Regions from separate parts of the Homo sapiens genome. Here region 1 is linked to region 2. Evidence: chromatin loops called from intact Hi-C (ENCODE). Cell type or tissue: PC-9. All regions are shown on one strand.

Region 1 (4,000 bases), 190 kb after region 2:
TGTAATCAGAAATAAGTTTTCTTTGGATGGCCTTTTCAAAACTAAAAATTACAATAATTTCATAACTACCTACCCCATCTCACCAAGAATACCTGATTGAAAAAGTGTACGGTCTTACCCTTCACCCCTACTCCCGAGTAAACTTACCTCTGTCATTAGAGTTTAAATATTTATTAACTTCTTTACCTTCTTTCCTTTCTTTTTCTTCTTTTTTGAAAGTTTACTTCCGAGTGTGAAGACTGGCTCTAAAGAGTCCACTATATCAAGGTCCCACACTTCAATAACAGGGGTCATGTTTCCTACAGCAATGTAATTTCCTATGGGAGGAAACAATGCATGTATGATTACACAAAAAAAGACATACAGAACTTCTAATCAAATACATTATACTGTAGATTAACTGAAAAATGCTTTAGAGCAGTGCTTCTCAAACTTATATGCATATGCGGCATCTGAATGTTACAAATGCAGATTGTATTTCAGGTGGTTCTGGGTGGGCATTTCTAACTAGGTCACAGGTGATAACCATGCTGTGCTGCTGCTGGTCTTTGGGCCACAATTTGAGTAGGAAAGGCTCAATCTCTTGGCCCCAGTGTTTTCATTTATATAACGAGAATAACCCTCCTCCCGTCCTCCTTCATGGGGTGCTGTGGGGATGAAGATCAGATCAGATCATGAATGTGAACAAGGTGTGCAAACAAGACGTAAGACAGTATAAACAGTGTTTACCTTTATTAAAAAGTACGGACAGGGGCAACTAATAGTGTGCAGATGTGGTTACAAAGACTAACATGAAAACCTAATTACTTGTGACAAGCCTCTTCATTTCGGTTTTAGCTTATGTTTTCTAAAACAGGTTATGCCACTGAACTCTAGCTGGTAACATCTCACATATCAGGCCATTTATACTGAGTCTTTATGGGACCTTTACAGTTCTACAGTCCAAAAGGCTTCAGGCCCTGTCCTTCAGCCTGTAGTAGAGCAGCTACCTCCTTAGCCTACCTGAAGTCTGGGGATTTATGAACCCCAAACAATAAAGTGATGGTGTGTTAAGAACTCTATAACTTCATAAAATAACAGTAACTTCAGAAAATATCAGCAACAATTCTGAAAACATTCAAGAGAATACATAATTTATGGAGCTAGGAGAAAATACATAAGACTGGAAATCATTGAACAACCTTAAGTTTTCTAATTACCAGTAGAATCATCTGGGCTAGGATCAAAATTCAGCCATTCCACACTCAGAGGATATGCAGACAAGAGTATATCATGGTGTACATAAAAAGAGTCTTCTTCTTGATTATAAACTGAAAAGATTGGGAAAAGAGACTTTAATGTATCAGAATGAGTCATCAAAAATCACATCCCGCTCAAAAAAACAAATTCTATTAAATGTACGTGAGCCATGTGCTTTAAAGTGAGACATCTGATATTATAAAGAGATTCCAGGCTGGGCGCAGTGGCTCGTGCCTGTAATCCCAATACTTTGGGAGGCCAAGGTGGGCGGATCACTTGAGGTCAGGAGTTCGAGACCAGCCTGGCCAACACAATGAAACCTCGTCTCTACTCAAAATACAAAAATTAGCTGGGTGTGGTGGTACGTGCCTGTAGTCCCAGCTACTAGGGAGGCTGAGGCAGGAGAATAGCTTGAACCTGGGAGGTGGAGGTTGCAGTGAGCTGAGATCGCACCACTGCACTCCAGCCTGGGCGACATAGTGAGACTCTATCTCAAAAAAAAAAAAAAAAAAAAAGATTCCAATATCATGACTAGGCAAAAATTCTGCATGTCTAATACAGTGCCATCTTGTGGCATACCCCACAGGAGAAAATGAACACTGACATCTGATAGTCCACCTGCATCCTTGTCAGATAAATGGTCCTGTCTTCTAGGTCATTCATAGAAAACAAATGTTCATAAGTTCATAATGTTCATAACTACAAGAAGTAGTTATTATTTTATCTTTTAATGGTCTAGCTGATTATAAGTCAAAAAGAACAAACCAAAAATAGCATGGGAGAGAAATAATTCATATTTGGAAATCTAAATGCTTATCAAAAATTACTCTTAATATTTTTAAAAAAGGTTTATGAAGATGAACAATGTAAACAAAGCTCCTGAGGACATACTTTTGGAATATGGCAACAGCTCCTTAATATTCACAGCTGTAATGTTAAGCAGCAAAAACATTGTAAAATCAATGAGTAAGAAGTCTTTTAAAAATTACACAGTGAAACACTGATAAAACAGAACCCACTAGTCAGAACCCCTCCCCATATGCTTTGTATTAAGAAGGAGGTAAATATATAATAAATTAAGGATTTTATTTTTAATTCCTCAGATTGCTGCTTCTGGAATAGATCCTGGGATTAGCAGATTTGTGTAATGCTCTATCACATCCCTGTGATGAGAATTCATGTTCAAAATTATTAGACTGTGGTTCTACAAAAACCTCAACCATGTTCGATATACTCAGCTTACATTTTACATAAAATTGGTAATAACTTTTTTTTTTTTGAGATGGAGTCTTGCTCTGTCGCCCAGGCTGGAGTGCAGTGACACGATCTCAGCCCACTGCAAGCCCTGCCTCCCAGGTTCACGCCATTCTCCTGCCTCAGCCTCCCGAGTAGCTGGGACTACAGGCGCCCGCCACCACGCCTGGCTGATTTTTTTTTTTTTTTTTGTATTTTTAGTAGAGACTGGGTTTTACCGTGTTAGCCAGGATGGTCTCGATCTCCTGAACTCGTGATCCGCCCGCCTTGGCCTCCCAAATTGCTGGGATTACAAGCATGAGTCACTACGCCCAGCAACTGGTAATAATACTTTAAAATATACTCTTAACCACGTGAGATCAATATTCGGATCAGTTTTAGAATATAAATTTGAAGTTATTCTTGCACACACATACTGGGCAATTTGGAGATTCCTTCCAAACCCAAATAATAAAGTATATCTATAATAACCTAACTGAGAAGGAAATGGAAATATAACAGCTTTAACTTCTTTCTCAGCTCCTCTTTGATCCTGAGTTCAAAGGAATGACTGTTAAGTTCTCAGGTAAGAATGCATAAAAAAATCGATGATGACAAAAAAAACTCTAATAGGTTCTCAATTTTTTGAAATTAGAATTGGTCTTAAAAGCAAAGTAAACAAATGGTTTTCATTTGAAATATGTAAAAGTTCAAAGATATCAAGAGTTAGAAAGAATAATTTCACATTAAAGTGCCTGCTATGCATAAACAGATCACAATGAGCCATGAGATAAAATGGGCCTAATCTATAGGCTTCCCACGGACAGCCTTAAAGATTCTGAAGAGGTAACAGAAATCCAAGCTAATCAATGGAAGCCATGATGAAGCAACCTAGAAGATGGCGATAAACATTAAGCCTAAGGGTTTTATTTTTTCAAGCTGTGCAACTGTGTTTCCTATAACAAAAGGACTTATCAGCCTAATAATCTCTTCGAATCTTCAAAGTTTCAAGACGATCTGAAGACTGCTGGGGGAGGAGAGTATCGGGCAAGGATGGACTTGTCTGAGGATATGAGCGCAGTGGAAGGGACAAGAAAAACAAAACGGAGAATCTGTAGGCAGAGTGCGCCAGACATTGTGCAAGTCTACTTTTAGCATATAAAAAACAGATTTTACATTAAAAACACCAAAGTGAGGCAAGCCATTCAATTAATATTAAATCAAAAACAACATTTAAAAATACAATTTAAAAATTCCTATTTTCATGCCTACTTCTGATTACTGCAAAGCATCCGCTTCTGGCTTTGATACAAATATTCCTTAAGTAAGAAAGGTGATCACGATGTTTTGGTTCCAAAAAAGAAACGTGGCCCTTTGTGTTGAATTATTAGGAAGAAAATAAAATGTTTTGCAAAGGGGAAATATCTGAAATAACTCTATTTAAAAAACATGAGAAAAACCTGTCTATCCAGTATAATCCACATAAAGAAAAAGTAGCCAGAAAAAAAAATTGAGTAAAAAACCAAGG
Region 2 (4,000 bases):
TAACTTGGCTATCAGGAAATACATAGCTACATATATGAATTACATTATTTTGTCTGAGACATCCCTAGCCTAGACCCAGAGCCCCTCCAACTCTTCATCTGGTCCCACCTGGCTGGGCACAGACCCATAGCAGCAGCTGAAGGGTTAAGTCAATGGGGGAAACTCAAGTTATCATCTCCTAGAGTAGCCCAAGCTATGATTTGATTGAAAGAATCTGTCAGACTCCCAGCCTGTGTATTGAGAATCTAGTCCTGCCTTCAGCTTCTGGGCAGAGGATCCCGTGTCCCTAAGTGCTCCCACTGTGCCTGGCATTGAGTTGGCCTCAGATCATACTTGCAGCATTAATTACTTCATTCCCTGGATGTTGCTCTCTTATATTTGTCTTTTGTAGAAAGCTGAGAAGTGAGAAAGGAATAACACTGGACTCACTTCCACAAGATGCTTCTCTTGCTCCAGCTGCTTCTGAAATGAGCTGAGATGTGGAGTGGGACCCACCTATAAGGGGCTTTTTTATAGAAAGTCCTCCCTCCCACTTTATCCACATCCTGCCCCTTCTCTTTAACTCAATCAGTTATTGATTTAAATCTGGAATCAATGAGTTTTTTACTGAAGATATAGAGAAGCACCACGTGCAAAGGACAGCAATTTATCCTGCAAGTGGTTGTATTTTGATTAATATAGACATACCCTTTTTTCTGGATTAGCTTTTGAATATCATGTTTGCATATGACAAAATTTGGAATTTGGCCAGAAAACTTTCAAAGCCAAATATGAGGCATCACTATTAGCCCTTATGCAATGAATGGAGCTAGTTTCAAGTACTTTTTACTCACAAAGTAAAACCACCTCATATTTATTTAATTTATTTATTTTGTTAATTAGAGACAGAAATCTCACTATGCTGCCCAAGCTGGTCTCCAAATCCTGACCTCAAGTGATCCTCTTGCCTTGGCCTCCCAAAGTACTGGGATTACAGGCATGAGCTACTATGCCCAGCCTTCATATTTATTTTAGACCAAGGAAATTAATTCAACCTAATCTTAAGTCTTTCCTAAAGTCACCCTCACTAGACCATGGTTTCTTCAAATGGGCTTTTTCTTTATGCTTCTTATTTATTTATTTATTTATTTATTTATTTTTTGAGATGGAGTCTCACTCTGTCGCCCAGGCTGGAGAGCAATGGCGTGATCTCGGCTCACTGCAACATCCGCTTCCTTGGTTCAAGCAATTCCCCTGCCTCAGCCTCCTGAGTAGCTGGGACTACAGACACCCACCACCATGCCCGGCCAATTTTTGTATTTTTAGTAAAGACGGGGTTTCACCATGTTGGCCAGGCTGGTCTCGAACTCCTGACCTCATGATCCGCCCGCCTCAGCCTCCCAAAGTGCTGGGATTAAGATCTGTGTTTAGAAGTTTGATTTTAAAACAAACAGGAATAATAGCCCCAGATAATCAGGCTTTTCAAGTTTCTGGCGTTTTTTTTTCCTTTCCCTTTGTTAGTAACCATGTCAAAAGTAAAAGATATTTTTATAATCTTACTATTTTCCTTATATCACAAACTACATGAAATGAGATGGCTCTCTTTATTAAAATATAATTCAATAAAAGGTTTCCCTGTGGTTTTAGATCATTCAGTGGTGGGAGAGTTGAGAATGGGAGAATGAAAAACTGGGACTCAAGGGGCTGGGCTGGGGAAGAAATTAGATTATATATTTCACTGCTTGGATCTGGCCTGAGGGTGAGATGTCACAGCCTGGGCTGCTATCTGGATGCTGGGAGGGTCTCAGGGAGTGTTTCTGACCGGGGCATCTTTGTCCAGAGGAGAAGTTGACAAATGCCCACCCACAGGGCTTTTCTGTTGAACTGCATGGAGCAAAAGGAGCTCCTTGGTGTTCATCCAGTTTGCCATGTGGGGAACCCAGCAATGAGGGGATTTGAGGGAGCCTTTCTCGGGCAGTTTGTTCTAACAACCAGAAGATGGCGCCCGAGATTGAGGTCCGGTGCCCGGTCTGCCCTCAAGGAATATTCAATATAGACCATATTCTGGGCCATAAAACACACCTTCACATATTGAAAAGAATATAAATCATACAAAGGATGATTTCAGATCACAATAGATCAGAATAGCCATCTCTAGCAGAAAGACAGAAAATTTCAAAAATATTAAACAACACTCTTCTCTGAAAATGTTTAGAGATTTAGTAACACATGGGTCAAAGAAGTCGCAAGAGAAATTAAAGAATATTTGAGGCAGGATGTGGTGGCTGGCACCTATAACCTCAACTACTAGGGAGGCTGAGGTGGGAGAATAGCTTGACACTGGGAGTTCCAGACCAGCCTGGGCAACATAGTGAGACCCTGTCTCTAAAAAAAATTAATTAATTAATTAATAATAAATTTTATTTTTAAAACTTGGGTTTTACCAAAAATTTCACTTTTGCTTGGCTTCTTCCTTTTCCTCCTGCTCCTACCTTTCCCTCCACTAGTTTTTCTGAAACTTCATGAATTCTGGAGTCAGAGTCTGGGAAACTTACCTATGCCAGTCAGGACAGGTATACATATACTGGGATCTTCCTGATTCTGCTGAAAGTGTACTTTTCAGTCATAGAATATTGCATATATCCCCAGCACATTCACGTGGCTGGGAGGCAGGGCCTTTTCTAAGTCAGCTCACAATGCTGACACCTCAGACCCTTGACCATCTTCAATGATTCTTAAAAATGGGATATAAGGCCAGGAGCAGTGGCTCACACCTGTAATCCCAACATTTGGGGAGGTCAAGGTGGGCAGATTGCTTGAACCCAGGAGTTTGAGACCAGCGTGGGGAACATGGTGAAACCCCATTTCTATTTAAAAAAAAAAAAAGGAGAAATTAGCTGGGCATGATGGTGCACACCTGTAGTCCCAGCTGGGGCTAGAGGGAGGCGGAGGTGGAAGGATCACCTGCACCTGGGGAGGTCAAGGCTGCAGTTAGCTGACATCACACCACTGCACTCCAGCCTGGGTGACAGAGTGAGGCTCTTAAAAAAAAAGTATGTAAAGGTTGCCAATGGTTTAAAATGCAAAGAACACTTGAAAAGCCAGCACTAGTTTCAGTAGATCCCTCCTGCAGGGAACTGACTTGTGATAAGAGCATGACTGCCTGGCCCCCAGCATGCATCTCCAGAGTGACCAGAGCTGTGCCAGCCAGAGGAGCACAGCACTGAGGACCCCACAGGGATAACGGAAGGAGGAAGGATCGGCTGATCAGAGTCAGGTATTACCAGGAGTGCACTCGAGACAAAGCAGTACATTCTACAGTGGGGGAATTACCATTGTTAATGTAGACAATCTCATGTCCAAGACAATGTTAGCTACACGGAGCTGTGGTGGTGGAAAGTTGTTCAGTGCTGGATAAGACACAGGTATTTATCCACATTTGTTTTGTTCAAATACACACACAAACCCCTGCCCACCCCCCCACCCACACATTGCACTATGAATAAAAAGTGTTGCACCCCTATTATTTAGAAACTCACATAATCCATTTGGTTACAGCCAAATATTTATTTAACTTATAAACTCCATAATACATAAAGCCGAACTTACAGAAATAAAAGGTAAAGCATTTGGAAATTAAGAATACAAAACATATCATTAGGAAACAAAATATAAACACAAAACTCAACACGTTTGATGGTGACAATAATCAATATTTAAAACTCAGCTTCTATTCTAATGAATCTATGAAGTTAACTACATCATGGAATGGTCTATATTTTTCTGCTATGATTTTGTAAAATATGTATACCCAACAGAAACTTCCTAGGTCTACCCACCAAGTAATTTAATTTCCCGATCCTGTTTCTATGCAGTGGGGGTTTATTTGCCCTCCCCAGGATGGACTAGAGGATGGGCAGTGCCTGGATTTATCACAGGACAGACACTCAGGATACCCTGCTCTGGGAGAGTGGAAGGAGCAAAATATGGGCGCAGTGGCTCTTCAGGAAAAACTTTCGTG

The links. Peaks named below come from ENCODE experiments on the same cell type or tissue, not always from the same donor. Only the 100,000 strongest peaks of a DNase experiment are listed, where the experiment ranks them.
Region 1: it touches region 2 in a loop (13-fold over the local background); 9 of 110 quality-filtered maps call a loop at or near these places.

The regions. Positions count from the first base shown.
Region 1 is chr12:107,693,784-107,697,783 of GRCh38, reverse strand. PWP1 (PWP1 homolog, endonuclein) reads right to left here. Exons shown (of 15, transcript NM_007062.3): 6 at 1,200-1,310; 7 at 187-317. Among named protein-coding and RNA genes, the nearest start is that of PWP1, 10 kb to the right of the region's middle. In PC-9, a CTCF peak has its summit at 1,804 (motif pointing left); no DNase peak of the experiment used is centred here; H3K27ac peaks cover 685 bases.
Region 2 is chr12:107,883,248-107,887,247 of GRCh38, reverse strand. No RefSeq gene overlaps it. Among named protein-coding and RNA genes, the nearest start is that of ASCL4, 110 kb to the right of the region's middle. In PC-9, CTCF peaks have their summits at 1,754 and 1,953 (motif pointing right); no DNase peak of the experiment used is centred here; H3K27me3 peaks cover 856 bases.